Linked DNA regions of Homo sapiens: region 2 is linked to region 1. The links are chromatin loops, found by intact Hi-C in ENCODE. Cell type or tissue: HepG2. All regions are shown on one strand. Links, peaks and the distances in the headings refer to the core of each region. The heading gives the core; the rest is flanking DNA. Region 1 overlaps SLC44A5 (solute carrier family 44 member 5). Region 2 overlaps SLC44A5 (solute carrier family 44 member 5).

Region 1 (10,477 bases), core at 1,695-9,694:
TATGTAAAAAAGACACAGGCACACACATGTTTACAGCAGCACAGTTCACAATTGCAAGGATATGGAACCAACGTAAGTGCCCCTCAGCCAACAAGTGGATAAAGAAAATGTTGTATATACACACCATGGAATACTACTCAGCCATAAAAAGGAATGAAATAATGCCTTTTGTAGCAACTTGAATGGAGCTGGAAGCCATTATTCTAAGTGAAGTAACTCAGGAATAGAAAGCCAAATACTGTGTGTTCTTACTTATAAGTGAGAGCTAAGCTATGAGGACACACACACACACACACACACACACAAAACATGCAGAGTGATATAATGGACTTAGGGGACTCGAGGAGGGGGAGACTATGAGGAGGTGAGGGATAAAAGAAAACACATTGCATACAGTATATACTGCTCAAGAGATGGGTGCGCTAAAATCTCAGAATTCACCACCTAAGAATTCATCCATGGAACCAAAAATCATCTGTACCCAAAAAACTATTAACATTTTTAAAAATAATTTTTAAATGTAAATAAGAAAAGAAAAAAGACAGATTCAGAAAATGGTTAACAAAATTCATGAAGTAGAATTATCACAATCAAGAAAACCCAGAAATTTAAGGAGAGGGGCAAATTCCTAATCATGTCAGGGTAAATTTATAGGGGACTAGTTGACTCCTCATTGCCTGTTAGAGATGACTGGGCTAAATTTTGATCCAGGGAGGTAATTCTTTTAACTTCAGTAACTCAGAAAATTCTAGACATTGCCCACAAAACCTTTGCAACCTTCACACTGTGAAGGACAAAGAGAGCACCAAGTGGTAAAAGAAACCATACAAATCTCTCAATCTCTAGTTCTTTAAGACAGTTTGTTTTTAAAAGGGCATTTGTAACAAGAAGTTTTCCAGACATAAGCCAATGATCCACTTATGTCAAACAAAAATGTGACAGCACAAATTTCAGTACATAATGATCTTTCAAAGATAGGCTTCGCTTAATACAAACATGTTCATTAAAGTATTATTCAAAATAATAATATATTGGAAACTACACAGATACTCAACAATATGTGAATGATAGTAAATTATGGCCCATCAATTTAATGAAATAGAATGGAACCACTGAAAATCATGTATATATGTTCAACAGTTGATTCTGTTGATTTTCCCTTACAGTTTCTGGGGTCTGGGTTATCATTGCCTTCCTCGCCCTGAAAATAACATTCTCCAATATTTCTCTAGTATTTTGATGGCTTCCTTCTTATATTTAAATTTCTAATTCCCTAGAAATTTATTTTTGTATATAGACTGAAGTGGAAATCAAACTATTTTCCCAAATTGTTGAGTTAATTATTTCAGAATCGTTTGTTGAATAATATACCCATTTCCTCTCTGATTTCTAAAACAATTACTAAATAATAAATTTATATATTTGTTTCTGAATCCTGTAACCTGCTCTAATGTACATTTTTAAGTCTCATGATTGTTTTAATTCTTATGATAAATGTGTATTAATTTAAAATTTTAATAAGTTACTCTAAATTATATTTGGACTTTCAGCAGTAAAATATTTACAAAAATGCAAGATTTTAGTCAATATTAAAAGTTTTTTAAGCATAAGTTTTATTGTATAAAATGGTGTATTAGTCCATTTTCACACTGGTGATAAAGACATACCTGAGACTGGGTAATATGTAAAGAAAAAGGGGCTTAATGGACTCACAGTTCCACGTGGTTGGGGAGGCCTCACAATCATGGCAGAAGGCAAAAGGCACGTCTTACACGGTGGCAGACAAGACAGAATGAGAACCAAGTGAAAGGGGTTTCCCCTTATGAAACCATCAGCTCTTGTGAGACTTATTCACTAACAGAACTGCATGGGAGAAACTGCCCCCACCATTCAATTATCTCCCACGGGTTCCCTCCCACAACATGTGGGAATTATGGGAGCTATAATTCAAGATGACATTTAGGTGGGGATACAGCCAAACCATATCAAATGGTATCAAGGGAAAATATTGGAGTAAATATATCATGATAGTAACATTATTATAACAATGTGAAACTATCATAAAACCAGACAGAAAGAAATCCTATTAAAAATATAAATTTTGAATGTGATAAAGATGGATTTCAAGTCAGTAGCAGAAAGATGATTATTAAATAAATAGTATTGAATTAACTGAAATACCATTCATAAAAATAAAATAAAATTGGATGTTTATCTCATATCTTATACCAAAATAAACACTAAAGCATTGATGATTTTGTATATAAAATATAAAACCATAGAAGTAACAGAAGAAAATGCAAGGGTATATTTATAGAATTATGGGGTTAAGAAAACTTTTCTAAAGATAACACCAAAAGCAGAAAATAGAAATTTTGAAGAATTTCAACACATAAATACACCTTAACTCATTGGAAACAAAGTTGAAAGATAAATGGAAATCTAGGAAAAACAAATATTTTCAACATATATATCTGACCAAATGTATCAACACCTTTTTTATATGAGCTGTTCTTCAAAATCAAAAAGAAAAAAAGATCATCCTATATGAAAGTAGGTAAAAGTCATAAACAGGAAATAATATAATGGCCAATAATGATAGAAATATAGTTCAACTACAGTTAAAAAAAGAATTGCAAATTAATTAAAATATTATTTTTGTCTTATAGGTTGTCAAGTAAATTTTAAAATATTAAAATTTCCGGTGTTGGCCAGAGTGAGGAGAAAAAATCGCCTCATTTTCTACTGGCAGTAGTGTAATTTGATATTTATCAGATTTTATAAAATATTTATCAAACATATAGGTTCTTTTTGATTCAGCAGTTTTCATCCTAGAAACTCATCTAGTGGAAATTTGCATAGATTTCCTAACGTTATAGGCACTATGTAATAGTAATAATAAAATGGAAACAACCTAAATGTTTCTCAATAGGAGATTGATTAAATGAATTACGGTATAGTCAATTATAAAATACCATTTAATCATTAATTATTGGGTAGAGATATATTTATTGGCAAGGAAATGTGCTCATGATATATTGTTAATTCAAGAAATGAAGTTATTAAAATGGCATGTGTAGTATAATTTCATTTTGTTGGTATGTTTGTACACTTGTATACTCTATATTCACATATATGAAAACATATGCAAGAAAAAAGTCTGAACGGATATACATATGCTTACAGTAATTATTTTCAATTATGGGATTATATTTTTATTTTCATTCTCATATTTCTGAGCCCCTATTATATCCCAGACAGTTTTCTAAAGGCTGAGGTTATAGTAAAAACAAATGAACAAGCTACCTGCCCTCATGAAGCCTACGTTTAAGTTAAAGGGAGATTCTCAATAAAAATGTAAATAACAAGATAGCTTCAAATAGTGATCAATGCTATGAAGAAAAAAAACAAAGCAGATGGCCTAACAGAGAATGACTGGTGTGCAATGGGAGGTAGTTACCTTGTGGTTACGGGGTGAGGGAAGCACTCTCATGAGGAGGTGACTTCTGAACTGAGATGTGAAGACCAGGAAGACACCAGCCTTTCAAAAGCCCTGGGAAGAGCACTCAAGCCAGAGGCAATAAGTGCAAAGGTCCTGAGGCATGAGTGACCCTATGATACACCAGGACTAGCACTAGAAGGAAGCCAAGAGGCCAAAACGTAGCCGATAAAGAGGGTGGTGGAATGAGGAGATGTCTGAGAAACAGGTAGAAGTCATATTTTCTGTGTCCTATGGACTCTGATAAAGTATTTGGATTATTTATAAGTGCAGAGAAGGACATAGAAAGGTGTTCCAACAAGAGTGACCGAATCCATTTAACATTTTAAAAAGAACATTCTTGCTGCTTCCTTATACCTTCTTGAGCTGTTTCAATGGTTCACAATAAGCATGTATGCAGAAAAATATTAAGCTTTTTTTCATTTAAAAATTAGGCCAGCTAGGGTGGCTCATGCCTGTAATCCTAGCCCTTTGGGAAGCCGAGGCGAGCCAATCACTTGAGCCCAGAAGTTCAAGACTGGCCTGGGCAACATGGTGAAAGCCTGTCCCTACAAAAAAATAAAAATAAAAATAAAAAAATTTTAAAAAATTAGCTGAGCATGATGGAGTGCCTGTAGTCCCAGCTATCAGGAGGCTGAGATGGGAGGATGGCTTGAGCCCAGGAGGTGGAGGTTGCAGTGAACTGAGATTGCACCACTGCACTCCAGCCTGGGCAACAGAGCCAGACCTTGTTTGAATTTAAAAAAATAAAAATAAAAATAAATATAATGGCAGATATCCTTATAGAATCATGACAGAAAATTGAGTATTTTTATTTTCTTGTATGTTTATGTGCATTGCAAGTTTCTACCAAAAATGTGTATCACTTTTATATTCCTACCGAATTTTCCAAAATTAAATAATTTAAAAAAGAAGTAAATATGCTGAGACAATAGATTGTCTTCATAATTAAAGCCCCTTTAAAAGAAAAAAAAACCAGATAAACATTTTCTCAAAAGAATATGTACCCTGGAGTCAAATTCTGACTTTACCTCTAGCATTGACCCATGGCATGGAACACAACCTACCTCAGTCTTTATTTCCTGATAATGAAGCAAAAATTAAATGAGAGAACAGTCATGTAGGAGAAGCATGCATTGGCCTTCTAAAAGCACTTTCATGTTGTTGAGGTCCTCCAATGGGCCAGTCACTATGCAATATACTAGAGCAAATAAGGCACAGATTTCTTCTTCAAGAGTCTCTTGGTCTTCAGAGATAAAGTCAAGAAAGCTATGGATTCGATCTATTGTGTTCGGCGCAGTGTGCTATTTTAAGTCTAAAATATAGTGCTGACAATCTCATCTGAAGCAGCCGCACGCACCGTCACCATTCCTCTTCCTAGTCTCTGGCACAAGATCTTGATTTACTGTCTTAGATACTTATCACTGCCTGAATTTATCCTGGTTATTAATTGGTTAGCTTCATTTATCTTCCCGGGCTGGGCCCAAAGTTCTTTGAGATCAGGGCCATTCTCTGTCTTTTTCACTGTCATATCTTCAGAACCTACAGCATTGTCTGGCATTACAATATGTGCTCAGTAAATTCATTGTTAAATGAATGAGAAAAAAGGGGTAACACAGATAAGAATGATTTGCTCCCAAAGTGGAGGTCAGCTTAAAGATCTGATCAGGTCCTCAACAACACTGCTAAGTGAGTCTGACTATTATTACTATTATTTGGAAATTTAGAAAACTAAAATTCAGAAAGGTTAAAATACTTGTTAAGGTTCAACTGTCTATTAAATGGCAAAGGTAGCACATTCTAACCCTAAGTCTTAAGCTGTTTAGGTTACACACAGACAGTTGCAGTGAACTTGGCTTTCCATTTTACTTGTTTAACCCAGGCCTAAAAATCTTAAACATAGCATAGCTTGTAAAAGTATCATTACATGTTTTAAACACCACAAATAAATGTGTGTGTGTGTGTGTGTGTGTGTGTGTGTGTGTATTTCTATGCCAAAATGAAATGCATCTATGTTAGGATGTGTAAGAAATTTAGGCAGCTCTAAAATGGGGAAACTTACCTGTTAGACTTTAACAATTGTCATGATGTATTTAAGCAATCCTTTGATTCCCAACTCTGGAAGACATTCCTTAATAACCGAGCCTAAAGTCCATGTTTAGAGGTGGTGTGATATTTGAGATGTGGCTTTTGGCCTTTTGTGCTTTATCTAACCAAAAAGACTCTAGGAGAAACACCAGGGGTTTTTACGGTGTCCAAAGAGATGAAACAGCGACTTCAAAGGAAAACGGAGTGCTTTGTTGTTGTGTGTAACTTTCTCTGCCTCTTGAGCTCTGGGAAAGTTGCTCATGACACTTAGGTACAGACCTTTTCTTTGAGATTTCCACAAAAAAAGAGAACGTGATTGATTTTTGATGCCACCTACTGGCTACTACAAAAACTTCAGCTTGTAAAGGTTGTGCCGAAATTACTTTGAACATTGTCTGATGTAGCACCATTACCAAGACTGAAATACCTGGCCCCATGAGGTTAAGATAAGGAAACAAGAAAGATTAAGAGGACAATGCTCTTCTATTTAAGATTTTTTAAAACTGATATGTAATATGTAATATTTGTACCTATCTATGGGGTGCATGTGATATTTTGTTACATGCATAAAATGTGTAATATTCAAGTCAGGGTATTTAGTGTATTCATCACCTAAGTATTTATCATTTCTATGTGTTAAGAACATTTCAAGTCCCATCTCCTAGCTGCTTTGAAATGTACAGTACATTGTTGCTACCTATAGTCATCTTTCCATGCTATGGAACATTAAAATGTATTCCTTCTATCTAATTCTATGTTTGTACCCATTAACCATTAACCCATTAACCAGCCTCTCTTCACTCCCCAGCCCCTGCCCCAGTTGCATATGCTTTCAGTTTGCTAGTATTCTGTTGAGAATTTTTGCATCTATGTTTATCAGGGATATTGCCCCATAGTGTTTTTTTGTTTGTTTGTTTTTATGTCCTTGTTTGGTTTTGGTATCAAAGTAATGCTGGCCTCACAGAATGACTTATAAAGAATTATCTCCTCTCCAATTTTCTGGAATAGTTTGAAGAGAAGTGGTTTTAATTCTTCTCTGTAAGTCTGGTAAAATTCAGCAGTGAAACCATCTGGTCCTGAACTTTTCTTTGTTTGGAAACTTTGTATCACTGATCCAATCTCATTATTTGTTATTGGTCTGTTTGGTTTTTCTATTTCTTGATTCAACCTTGGTAGGTTATATGTGTCCATGAATTTATCCATTTTTCTAGTTTGTTGGTGTACAGTTTTTCATAACAGTCTCTGATAGCGTTTTTCATTTCTGTGGTATCAGTTGTAATGTCTCCTCTTTTATTTTTGATTTTATTTATTTGGGTCTTCTCTCTTTTTTTCTTGGTTAGCCTAGCTAGCAGTTTATCAGTTTTATTTTTTTCAATAAAAACTTTGTTTTGTTAATTGTTTCCATTGTTTTTTAATCTCTATTTTGTTCTCTTCTCATTTTTATTTATTTACTTCTACTAATTTTGTGTTGGTTTGTTCTTGCTTTTCTAGTTCCTTGAGGTGCATTGTTAGATTGTCTTCGTACTTTTATGATGTAGGTCATTACTGCCATAAATTTTCCTCTTAGCACTGCTTTTTCTCTATTCCATCAGTTTTGATACATTGTGTTTTGGTTTTCCTTTGTTTGAAAAAAATTTTAAATTTCCTCCTAATTTCTTTCTTGACCTAACGGTCATTCAGAAGCATGTTATTTAATTTCCATTTATTTATAGTTTCCCAAGCTCTTCTCATTATTGATTTCTAATTGTATTCTATTGTGGTCTAAGAAGAAACTTGATATGATTTTAATTTTTTATAATCACACAAGTTGTCCTTGAGTGGCAGCTGCAAACAGAATAATCTTTCTCAGGGAACTGTAAACGTGTGGCAGCCCTGCCACTGGGCACATGGGGATCAATGCCAATGGCTTGCACTTTGGCCTTGGTGAGAGCAGCCAGCAGCAGCACATGGCTGCAGGTAGGGGATGTCAATGGGGCTCCAGGGATGTGGAGACACAAGGGTTGTTGAGCCCTAGGACAGGATGCAGTACAGTAGGTTCCAGGCTCTGAAAATGGTGCCTTGCTATTCCTTTTTTTTTTTTTTTTTTTAAATACTTTAAGTGATGGGATACATGTGCAGAACATGCAGGTTTGTTACATAGGTATACACGTGCCATGGTGGTTTGCTGTACCTATCAACCTGTCGTCTACACTAGGTATTTCTCCTAATGCTATCCCTCCCCTAAGCCGCAACCCCCCAACAGGCCCCAGTGTGTGATGTTCCCCTCCCTGTGTCCATGTGTGCTCATTGTTCAACTCCCACTTATGAGTGAGAACATGCTATGTTTGGTTTTCTGTTCTTGTTTTAGTTTGCTGAGAATGATGGTTTCCAGCTTCATCCATGTCCACACAAAGGACATGAGCTCATCCTTTTTTATGGCTGCATAGTAGTCCATGGTGTATATGTACTACATTTTCTTTATCCAGTCTATCACTGATGGGCATTTGGGTGGGTTCCAAGTCTTTGTTACTGTGAACAGTGCTGCAATAAACATACGTGTGTATGTGTCTTTATAGTAGAATGATTTATAATCCTTTGGGTATATACCCAGTAATGGGATTGCTGGGTCAAATGGTATTTCTAGTTCTAGATCCTTGAGGAATCACCACACTGCCTTCCACAAGGGTTGAACTAATTTACACTCCTACCAACAGTGTAAAAGCATTCCTATTTCTCCACATCCTCTCCAGCATCTGTTGTTTCCTGACTTTTTAATGACCATCATTCTAACTGGCATGAGATGGTATCTCATTGTGGTTTTGATTTTATTTGTCTAATGACCAGTGATGATGAGCTTTTTTTCATATGTTTGTTGGCTGCATAAATGTCTTCTTCTAAGAAGTGTCTGTTCATATCCTTCAGCCACTTTTTGATGGTGTTGTTTGTTTTTATCTTGTAAATTTGTTTAAGTTATTTGTAGATTCTGGATATTAGCCATTTGTCAGATGGGTAGATTGCAAAAATTTTCTCCCATTCTGTCGGTTGCTTGTTCACTCTGATGTTAATTTCTTTTGCTGTGCCAAAGTTCTTTAGTTTAATTAGACCCCATTTGTCAATTTTGGCTTTTGTTGCCATTGCTTTCATGTTTTAGTCATGAAGTCCTTGCCTATGCCTATGTCCTAAATGGTATTGCCTAAGTTTTTGTCTAGGGTTTTTTATGGTTTAAGGTCTTATTTTTAAGTCGTTAATCCATATTGAGTTACTTTTTGTATAAGGTAAAGAAGGGATCCAGTTTCAGCTTTCTGCATATGGCTAGCCAGTTTTCCCAACACCATTTATTAAATTGGGAATTCTTTCCAGATTGCTTGTTTTTGTCAGGTTTGTCAAAGATCAGATGGTTGTAGATATGTGACGTTATTTCTGAGGCCTTTGTTCTGTTCCATTGGTCTATATATCTGTTTTGGTACTAGTACCATGCTGTTTTTATTACTGTAGCCTTGTAGTATAGTTTGAAGTCAGGTAGTGTGATGCCTCCAGCTTTGTTCTTTTGGCTTAGGATTGTCTTGGCAATGCGGGCTCTTTTTTGGTTCCATATGAACTTTTAAGTAGTTTTTTCCAATTCTATGAAGAAAGTCAGTGGTAGCTTGATGGGGATAGCATTGAATCTATAAATTACTTTGGGAAATATGGCATTTTCACAATATTGTTTCTTCCTATCCATAAGCATGAAATATTTTTCCATTTGTTTATGTCCTCTCTTACTTCCTTGAACAGTGGTTTGTAGTTCTCCTCGAAGAGATGCTTCACATCCCTTGTAAGTTGGATTCCTAGGTATTTTATTCTCTTTGTAGCAATTGTGAATGGGAGTTCACTGATAGTTTTGCTCTCTATTTGTTCTTGGTGTATAGGAATGCTTGTGCTTTTTGCACATTGATTTTGTATCCTGAGACTTTGCTGAAGTTGTTTATCAGCTTAAGAAGATTTGGGGCTGAGATGATGGGGTTTTCTAAATATACAATCATGTCATCTGCAAACAGAGACAATTTGACTTCCTCTTTTCATACTTGAATACCCATTGTTTATTTCTCTTTCTTGATTGCCCTGGCCAGAACTTCTAATACTGTGAAGGAGTGGTGAGAGAGGGCATCCTTGTGTTGTGCCGGTTTTCAAAGGGATTGTTTCCAGTTTTTGCCCTTTCAGTATGATACTGGCTGTGGGTTTGTCATGAATAGCTCTTATTTTGAGATACGTTCCATCAATACCTAGTTTAAAGAGAATTTTTAGCATGAAGGGCTGTTGAATTTTGTCGAAGGCCTTTTCTTCATCTATTGAGATAATCATGTGGTTTTTGGTCATTGGTTGTTATGCGATGGATTACATTTATTGTTTTGCATCCCTGGGATGAAGCTGACTTGCTCGTGGTGGATAAGCTTTTTGATGTGCTGCAGGACTCAGTTTGCCAGTATTTTATTGAGGATTTTCGCATCCATGTTCATCAGGGATATTGGCCTGAAATTTCTGTTGTTGTGTCTCTGCCAGGTTTTGGCATTAGGATGATGCTGGCTTCATAAAATGATTTAGGGAGGATTCCCTCTTTTTCTATTGTTTGAAATAGTTTCAGAAGGAGTGGTACCAGTTCTTCTTTGTACCTCTGGTGGAATTTGGCTGTGAATCCATCTGGTCCTGGACTTTTCTTAGTTGGTAGGCTATTAATTGCTGCCTCAATTTCAGAACTTGTTACTGGTCTATTCCAGGATTCAACTTCTCCCTGGTTTAGTCTTGGGAGGGTGTATGTGTCCAGGAAGTTATCCATTTCTTCTAGATTTTCTAGTTTCTTTGAGTAGAGGTGTTTACAGTATTCTCTGGTGGTAGTTTGTATTTCTGTGGGATCGGTGGTGATATCCCCTTTAT
Region 2 (10,477 bases), core at 918-8,917, 160 kb before region 1:
CTTGGTTTGTTAGAATATATTCCTCCAACAAGAACTTGTAGCACAAGTCGAATAACTTAGAATGTGGCACACATTCATTCAGTACTGCTACCTAGAGGGGCACATTAACGTAGCTTTAGGCTGATGATGATTCCTATTTTCCTGATCTCTCCTAACACAAAAACATTCCAGGTATTCTTTTAGGAAGTAGTTAGTTGTTTAAATATTAGAAATGGTTATTGCTGAAATTGGCAGTGAGTTCAACTGTTGCCAAGCACCAGTTCCATAATCAGAATCCCTAAGGATGGAGCTCAGGCACATGTCCTCTTTAAAACCTACAGGGAGGATGCTGATATTTAACCAGTGTTAAAACACTGCTTATAACTGCATGCAAAATAATGTATTTAGTGACCACCTATATGGTGTATGCTCTTTAAACTATTTGGTATTGTGGAAAGACAAAAAAACTAAGACTCTTACTTCTGGCACTAACTAGCTTTGTGCCTGACACCAGTTATTATATTTATTGCTCCTGGGCCTCAATTTTGTTATATTTAACATGGGGTATTGCGTAGACAATCTCTCAGATTCTTGACAACTCTACTTTGCCATACTCTTATGAGTATAAGCCAAAGTAAAATCAGACACTGGAATGACAGAATTACACAGGTGGTATGTGTATCCTGTATGTGTATTTTTTCCTAAACAAATCTTTCTAAATTGGTGCTTGTACTGGGGATGCCTGTCAGGTTTAGTTTATTATGCTAAATAGTGCCCTCTTGGTGAAGCTAATTTAGCTTCCAAAGTCATGGATTAGCAACTTCCACAATGAGAACATCTGATCGGATCACATTTGCACTCTAAAGCTTCATTTGAGTTAGCAGACATTTCATGAGTTCCAACTGGTATATCAAGCACTGTGCTAAATTCTGAGATTCAAAAATTAATAGGACGTACTCCCTGTCCTTGAGTTGCTAACAAGGATAATTGATGGACAAATACAGAGGCAGTAAGCAGGATGATTGCCTATAATGGAAAAATAATTTTATTCTTTACTGGTATTATCCCACTCTAGGTATTTCTGAGGATGCTAGTCACTTGAATAGGAAATATTATTTAATTGAAATATCCAGATAATTGCCATGCTTTCTGCATTAGTCAGGATACACTACATTATGCTTTAGTAACAACACTCCCCCAAAATGTCAGTTGCTTAAAACAACAGAGGTTTATTTCTTGCTCATGTAACATACCCATCTCAGGGCAGCAAAGGAACTCTGCTAATTTTATTCACTCCAGCCCTCCAGTCTCCACCATATCAAACATTCCTCCTTGCCGTACTCGAGGGAAGTGAGCACTCTGGAGAATCTCACACTGCCTGTTAAATACACTAATGTATGTGACTGGTTCATTGGCCAGACCTAGAAACATGGCTCCATCCAACCACAAGGAAGATAAGAAGCACCATGTGCTATAGGGAAAGAGAATTTTATTTGACTAATCATACACATGACTGTCATGCATTCCTGAGTAGGCACAATTTGAGAATATAATAAAAACAAACATTTCAATGGCTTTTTAATAAGGGTTAGGTACTGTCTTAATCATTTTATGTGTAAAATATCTAATCCTCACAACGACATTTTTATTATTCTCATTTTAAAGATAAGAAATAGAGGCACAAAAGATTAACTAACTCATCCAAAATCCCATCACAGCCTGGGATTTAATCCTAGGCAGTCTGGCTGCAGAGTCCATGCTCTTAACCACTAAACTGTATTGTTATATCTGTATCAGTCATAAATAATGTGATTTCCTTGAGACATGATTAATTAATGGCACATTTTCTAGGAAAATTCTGAGTGTACAGGCATATCAGAGGTGTGAAATATAATTGTTGCTAGTATTTTGTAAGCCTACAGAAATAGAAGTGGCCCAATCCTGAGGACATTTATTATAGCAGGCATTTTTCTATTTTGGTATGCTTTGGAATTTCAATGCATGACTGGTATCCCTATGGCAAGCTCTAATTTAGACTGATTTGTTTAGGAGAAATAAATGATAGCTTATTTATAGAAATCAAAATGCAATCTGACTTTAAAACATATTTGCCCAAAAATTAATGAAGGTAGCATGTAGGGCTGTTAACTTTTAATGATGAGAAATAATGAGGATGCAAAACCAAGCTGAGAGAATCTCGCTGTGGTGTAGAGGGGTCCCCTGAACAATTCTGCAAGCCTCATGCATCAAGTCAAGGTGATGGGGGACAAGCAGCAGGATCTGACCCTGGTTGTCTTAAGCAGCAAATGGATTTATTAAATGGAACCTGAGTAGCCGGCAGGGCTGCTGGGGATGCTGGAAAATGAGCCCCAAAAAGAGGCAGAACCAAGTGGTGCTGGGATCCTAGAAACACAGCCAATATCATGAGCACCCATCTGGCGAAGCGCCGCTGCACCAGCGCTGAAAGATGGACGCTGCAGCTTGTCCCGCTGGCAAGGATGCTGCCACTGCACCTGGAAGCTCCATACCGCTGCTGCTATCAGTGCCGCTAGAATAGATTCTCTTCTCTCCCTGCTTCTTTGTGCCCTGGATCCACATTCAAAGTCGTGAGTGGCTTCAGCTGTTTGGCCAGGCCTAAGGCAGGTGCCCATGCTCTAGTTACCAAAGAGCTTAGGAAAGTGAGTCAGCCTCCTTTTTAAGTTTTACAGTGGGAGGTAGACTCTTACTTCTTCACATATGGAGAATTATCCAAATCTAGAAAGGGCATTCAGATTCTGAACAGCCAAAATAATTTTTTTAGGAAGACAAATGTTCACTGTAACTGGTTAGATGTGTCTTTCTGCAGTGTCATTTTGTGTGATTAGTCGGGAAACCATATCCTTGTTTCCTTGTCTATTGTGTTGCTTTCTTTCATATTAACTGTAGCTTTTAAAGAGGACATGTGCCTGAGCTCCATCCTTAGGGATTCTGATTATGGAACTGGTGCTTGGAAACAGTTGGACTCACTGCCAATTTCAGCAATAACCATTTCTAATATTTAAACAACTAACTACTTCCTAAAAGAACACCTGGAATGATTTTGTGTTAGGAGAGATCAGGAATGACTTTCAGAATCATATTTTCCCACCGTAAATTAACTAAATCCTGCTACGGTTTGGCTTGGCTTCTAAATTTTGTAAGAACCTACCTAGTTCCTCTCCTCCCCTGTGTAACCCTATCTTAATCAACTATTTCTCACAATCTTTCATTGTTCATTTTTCAGCGTTTCTTTTTTTGGCAGAAATGTGGTCAGTAGGTTTTAGTGTATTGGACATCCTTGGGTAAATCCTGTAACACCTCTGACACCTTCACTTCCTTTGAACCCTCAGGCATCATTCTCTAGAGACAAATAAAACCAGATGGAGGTGAAAGCATGAGAAAACTCACCTGAAGAAAAAGCGTTTTAAAATGTTACCTTTCTCACCTGAGAAAAAGGGCACTGAAAGGGAGGAAGGGAGGGCTGGATTGTTTGAGAGTGCTGACGGCTAAACCTGTCCTGGAGTAGCCTCCCTCTGGTATTTTCTGTGCAAGGCGATTCTGATGTTCTGCAGTGTTGGTAGAACCGTGAGTTCTGCGGCTAAGAAGGGCCCATAGCATGGCATGTTCAAGGGGGACCTAACTTGACCTCTCCAAATAATTCAGAATACAGCATTGTTATTACTGGAGGAATCCATGTAGGGGCTGCCACTACCCATGGTCTTTACTCTCTAGTAGATTGACTAGGACACACTTGGTACATCTAAAATAAGTTTCTTAATTAAGTTGGCCTGTCTATTTGACAGCCTTTGGGTTCTCAAGAAGATAATCGTCTGTGCAGCCTCTTTCTTTTCCACTAGGCTGTGGTCCCTTGATTGCTGACAGTGTTCCTCTAAAATGCAATGCTTCTGCAAGTTTACAGACTTCGGGACTTCACAGCTTTATCGACCATCTGCCACTTTCACACAATTAGTTTTGGCCTTTCTCTCTGATTTTAATTGTTCCATTTTACAAAGCTCTTTACTATTCATAAATCTTTTATCACTCAGTTAATCAACCACCCAATGCTTAATTAAGTTCCTAACATGTGCCTAACATAGTGCTGAGTACCTGTAGGAATATGCAAAGACCATGGCTTTGTTATTCCCCACACTGGGGCTGCACTTGCACAATACTTGGCTCCTTTTGCTGTACCTCTTGTTTCACCTTCTACCTGGTTAGTACATTAAATTTCCTGTTTAGTGTTAACTTTTGAACAACTTGTGCTTAAAGAGCTACAATAAATGAAGATAACATTTTAACAACCTGGAAAAAGAAGGTGAAATATTTATTTTTTAAATGAACCTAATGGAGCAGTGCTATTATTTTAAATGCTTCCTACCACCAAAGTGTTCCTATTGTTGGGAAATGTATTTAGTATTTTTTCTGAATTGCTTGAACTTTTCAAATGAATTGTTTGTATATGTTTTTGTTATTTGATGAGTTGGGGAATACAGTTGGCTCACTAAATTCTTCACTTTTCATGTTCTTTATAAGAAGAAATTATATTGAGATACTGTAACGTAAATCCTGTTCCTTGCAATTTGATTGCAGAGAATGCATTGTTTGAAAAAAAAACTCTTGACATTTTGATATTTCATCTTTCATCTTCTTAGGTGTCCAATCCCAAAGCAAACCTCACAAAATCAGACATCATTTTTTGGCTGACTTGTCATTTCACTATTATTAGAACTCTTGCTCTTACAAGGGACTTTATTATTAGAAGTTATGATAATGTATCAGGTATTTAAAACTACTTTAGAGAGGCCGAGGCGGGCAGATCACTTGAGGTCAGGAGTTCAAGACCAGCCTGGTCAACGTGGTGAAACCTGGCTCTACTAAAAATAGAAAAATTAGCCAGGCGCAGTGGCACGTGCCTGTAGTCCCAACTACTTGGGAAGCTGAGGCTGGAGAATTGCTTGAACCTGGGAAGTGGAGGTTGCAGTGAGCTGAGATCATGCCACTGCACTCCAGCCTGGGTGACAGAGCGAGACTCCATCTCAAAAAACAAAACAAACAAACAAACAAACAAAACTACCTTAGAGAAAACTTTAAAAACTTGGAGAGGAAGCTCAAGGGGGTGGGGTGTGTAGGCAGATCTTTGTTAATCTATTAACGTATAGCTTTAGACTGAGAGTCATCGGTTCTATATGGTTACAATTATATTATACAGTCCTCTTTAGAAACAAAAGCCTCTGCAGGCTGAGCACAAATTAATTATCCACAATCTTTAAGCAATGAACTGTATTAAAATCCTGTGTTCTGTGAGGTAGTCCTAAATATTTGGAATGCATGATTAATTCCAGCGGTGGAAAGAAAGTGATACATACTAATGCCAAATTCAAATTCTCCGGAGGCATAGGGGCATCCAGCAAAGCAACACCCTTTCTAACCACTTGATGGTGTCTTTTCTGCTTATACCCTGAGCAACAAACCATAGGAAACTAATGGTGTTTTAAATGGAAAACAGCAGTTGATTAGGATGGGTTAATAGGTTCTTGGCAAAATTTCAACTTAATGGGTATGCAAGTGTATCTGTGTGTGCTCAGCAAGGCCTGTCCCAGGCCATCTAATGGTGTCACTCAGTACTATAAATTTACTTTGACAGCTAGTAAACAGATAAGTGCGTCCTGGGAGCAGGGAGTATGGAGCTGCTCGCAATTTCCAAAAGACGCAAGGCAAATAGAGCCAGGCACATATTAACGTAGCAAACATTTAACTTTTCTGCTTCTCCAATCTTTAATAGAACGATAGTAAAATAGCAAAATATGATGCGAAAGCTTCATTTCTTAAAATCCTTAAATCATAGACTCTAGTTAGGAATTTAAGGTCAAAATAAAAATACATTGATAAAAATATATACTTTAGGGGAAATAACCAAGGGCCAAGCAATAGTTTAAAGATATCAGCTTTCTTGTTCTGTGTTAGATCAATATTTCTGTTGGCTACAGCTGAGTTGATAGAAGATTCATATAACGAGCAGACAACCATCTAATCTAATTTCACCAGCCATAGGAAACTGCAGTATGATATGTTTATATTTCATTGTTTGCTGAGGAAGCTTGACCTTACTAAGCAGGTTGCTAAGCGTTGTTTCACGGTGTATGTATGAAATTGCCATATGTGTGAGAAATTGCTATAGGTATTCATTCCGTAGAGAGTACTATAGCTTTCTGTTCTTTTTCAGGCAACCAAAATAACACTGCCTACCCCAGAGAATGCTTTTCTTCCAATCCTTGCAACAAAGGCATTTGAGAGATGAATCAGGATTTAATGTCAATAAATGGAACTAGCTTAAGCCTTGGGAATTTTGAGAGCAGAGAAAATGGAAGACTTTACTATTTTATTTTTTGTTTGTTTGTTTCAAATTAGCACATAAAGACAACAGGAAGAGAAGAGGTCTGGCTTCTGTTAAGTCTGAGTCTCTACTATTAGCACCAACCTAATAGAAAGCAGCTATGGGTAGTGGAAAGTGCAATAGACCTAGAGTCAAAATCTAGGCCCAAGTTCCAGTTTGGCCATTTAACCATTGGTCCTCCTGGAAAGATTCACATAACCCCTCTGGGCCAGTTTTCTTGACAGCAAACGGAACAGATAAGGGTTCCTTCATGCAATCAAGGTTTTTTGCAACTGCCAAGTATTCTAGGAGCTTCTTAACATGTAAAACTTGCTGCACATTCCAAATCCCTATTTTTGACATTCCCATTTCTATTGGTAATATAAATATGTCCCTCAGTCAAAACATCTGTAATCGCTACTGTTGTGTATGGTATCAGTTGGTGCAGGATACCGATTATTTACCTAAACTAAATAAACTAAAGTTTACTTTCTAAGTTTTTATCTACACAAATATTTTGAGGTGAAACAAAACTAGCTCATCATAAGGCAATTATGTTTTCATTTATTTGTTGCCAATTATTCACTGCGGACTTGTAAGTCCAAAACACTGTGCTATGCACTCTGGGAAACTGGATAAGGCTATGAATAAGAGTCTCTTCCGGCCTCCTATGATCTTGCAGCCTAGTGAAATGTCCAGATGTGTCCATAACTAGCCTGATAGAAATCATATCTCTTAGAAGAACTATTAGATGACTCTAACCTGGAGGCTTCAATGCTCATTAGTATTCACTCCAGAAAGGGCGTTTGCTTTTCCATGTGTGCCTTTTTCAAAGGGCATTTCATGTCCAAATTTTACATCACATCAGTCTGGGTGAAAAAGCACAGCCTCTTAAGCACACGTGCACACACACACACACCAGTGGTTTTAACAAGTATTTCTTGAGTTCAGTAATTTTATTGAATATCTGAGAGGGGTCACAAGTATGACCATTTTATACAATCACAGCCCACTCCTCAAATTCCTCTCCTTGTCACATGAATAGCAGTCCCAGGACAATTCTTGATATATGGACCACACTTCAAACACTTCACCAAAGTACTTTTTTTTTTTTTCAAAAAAGTAACAGATTTCTTCTAAAGATTTCTGGTGAATAAAATTTTCACCTTATTCCATAAGCTTTTATGAATTGTAAGTTTGTATTATATAACAAAAGCTTTTTTCCACCTACATGTTTCTCCTTCCTCTATTATGTGTTTTTCCCCTTAGCAGTGCAGCAATGAGCTAGTGACATATATAAAACGAACAGCCAGCAATTAGCTCTTTGAGAGCTGTATGCAAAATGGTGATCTTAATGAAAGAAGAGGAAAGCCTTAGCAAATTTCTCAGACTATTAGGGCACCATTGAGGACAATTCTGAAACAGTGTCTCTATGCATTCAGCAAAATGAGCCATAGCACACCACAGTGCAGTGGGTCATTGACAATCCCTTCATGTTGAAAGAAAAAATAAAATAAGAGGATTAACTGGGCTGCCATTTATTCATTTTTTTGCACATATGGCTTATGGCCTACATAAAAATCTCTAACTAGTCAGTATCTTTCTCTGTATAGAAAAAGCAACAACTCCTTTTATTCCTCCTCAAGTTTGCAGTCTTCAGGCGAAATAGGGTGTCTTTAAAATAATGGTGGCTTTTTAGCACCTGCAGGGTTCCTAGTCCTAGATTGGCTGTAGATGTCACATTCTATCTATGTTAATTAAAATAATATAACATGATTTTAGGTATATTTTTATACATACTAACAGTATGTATAAAATTGTTCCCATTTTTCAAGCTATTTTATGGTAAATAATTGTTGTGCTTTGAAAGGGCAAAATTTGAAGTGGACCATATTATAATATATTTGAAAACAATCCTGTGAGAAAGACACAACTATTTCCCCCTCTGAAACAGTAGTTATATTATATTCCAAAGAGATTATTTCCTAGGTGTCTAAATGCTTGCTATTTTCATTTTTGTGACATCTGTGTTCTAATGGCTATTTATTCTATAGCCATTATCAAGTATGGAAGTATCAGGAAAGAAACTTCTAAGGCCTTGGTATTTTGAGAGATACTCTTAACTGTGGGACATAAACGTTTTCACTTGACAGAGAGTAATAGATGAAAGTAAAGTAATTTTGGCCTTTGATATGAAAATTTTTTTTATAAACCAGTCTCTACAATTATTGAGTTATCGTAATTATTAAGAAAATAATGTGGTCAATGTATCAACAAAAAAGTATTTCTCTTATTGAGTGAAGAAAACTTTACATTCCACAATAATCTGAAAACATATAGGCTCTACTCAAAGCACTCAAAACCTAAGAAATTGAGGAATTTATATTGAATAGTCAGTCCCAGAATTTGTGTTTCTATGAACAGCAGATAGTTGTTTCTTGCTTTTTCAAAATTTATGTAAATTTACAAGCTCTGCCTTTTAATTAGTATTTAGACAATTTACTTTTAATCTAATTATCAGTGGAGTTGGGTTTCAAACCCAGCATCTTGCTGTTCATTCATTAATTTGTCCTATCTGTTCTGCGTTCCTTTGTTCCTCTTTTCTTTCCTTCTTTTTGAATGAGCATTTTTTATTATTGTACTTTATCTACACCAATAATTTAATAGCTATACTTTGTTTTATTTTTTACCAATTGTCTTAGTCCACTTGGGCTGCTGTTAACAAACTACCATAGACTGGGTAGCTTATAAACAACAGAAATTTAGTTCTCACAGTTCTGGAGGCTGAGAAGTCTAAGATTAAGGCACCAACAGATTTGGTGTCTGGTGAGGGCCTGTTTCCTCGTTTATAGATAGGTCTTCTCACTGTGTTTTCATAGGGTAGAAGGGATGAGCCATTTCTCCTGGGCCTCTCTTAGAAGGACACTAATCTCATTCATGAAGGCTCTGCCCCCATGAACTATCACCTCCCAAAGGCCTTATCTCCTAATTCCATCATCTTGGGAGTTAAGATTTTAACATATGAATTTTAGCAGGACACAAAATTCACACCATAGCAATGGTTGCTCTAGGGTTCACAGCAGACACGTCTTTAACTTACCAGTTTACATTCAAGTAATATTATACCACTCCATGTATAGTATAAGAATCTCCTGTCCTGGATCTAATTATTGTTGCACATTTAAATTAAATGTGTTATAAACTTCACAATACATTTATATTGTTTTTGCTTTAAATAGCCTATTAGGATTTGAAGAGATTAAAACTGACAAAATTGTATTTATATTTACCTATGTATTTATCATTTCTGATGCTCTTAATTCCTTTGTGTAGATTCAACTTTCTATCTGGTATGATTCTCTTTCTGACAGAGAACTTATTTTAACATTACCATATAGATCTGATAATGAATTCTCTCACTTTTTGCTGTTCTGAAATAAGTCTTTATTTCATCTTCATTTTTGAAAGTTTTTTTTTCCTGGTACAGAATTTCACACGAACAGTCCTTTTTTTTTTTCTCTCTCTTTAGCACTTTAAAGATGTCATTCATTGTCTTAGTTTTCTGATGAGCAGTCTACCGTCATTCATTCTTATCTTTCTTTCTCTGTATATATGTCTTTCTCTGGCTACTTTTAAGATTTTACTTTCTGTTTTGCTGTTTTTCATCAATTTGATTATATTGTTCCTTGGTGTGGTTGACTTCATGTTTATCCTGCCTGGGGTTTGATGAAATTCTTGGCTTTGTGTGTTTATCATTTTATTCCAATTTAAAAAAAAATTATCCATTATTTTTTCAAATATTTTTCTGCCCTTCTCCTGCTTTGGGGATTCTTATTGTATGTATTTGATCACTTAATAGCATTAGATTCTTGATATTTTGCCCACAAATTTTAGGCTTCTACCTGTTCAAACTCTGATCTCTGTCTCCTCAACTTGCTGAAATCATTGCACTCTATTTTGGTTCCCTTCTCTGAGCCTTGGCCTGGACACTACTTCCAGGCAATAATCTGGGACTACTAGAAGGTGAACCTAGCTTGCTCCCCTTCCCTTAGGCATTACAGTCCTTTGCCTTGAAAACTGTTGTATTTTATTTTTTTTCTGGTTTTC

The links. Hi-C counts contacts between places; a loop is a spot of excess contacts. Peaks named below come from ENCODE experiments on the same cell type or tissue, not always from the same donor. Only the 100,000 strongest peaks of a DNase experiment are listed, where the experiment ranks them.
Region 2: a loop joins it to region 1, with 8 times the contacts of the local background. A loop is called at or near these places in 5 of 110 quality-filtered maps.

What each region holds. Positions count from the first base shown.
Region 1 is chr1:75,261,326-75,271,802 of GRCh38, reverse strand. All of the region lies in intron 6 of SLC44A5 (solute carrier family 44 member 5), which reads left to right. Among named protein-coding and RNA genes, the nearest start is that of LHX8, 130 kb to the right of the region's middle. In HepG2, for the core only: a CTCF peak has its summit at 5,923 (motif pointing left); a DNase peak (open chromatin) is centred at 5,792.
Region 2 is chr1:75,418,882-75,429,358 of GRCh38, reverse strand. All of the region lies in intron 2 of SLC44A5 (solute carrier family 44 member 5), which reads left to right. Among named protein-coding and RNA genes, the nearest start is that of SLC44A5, 190 kb to the left of the region's middle. In HepG2, for the core only: a CTCF peak has its summit at 5,434; no DNase peak of the experiment used is centred there.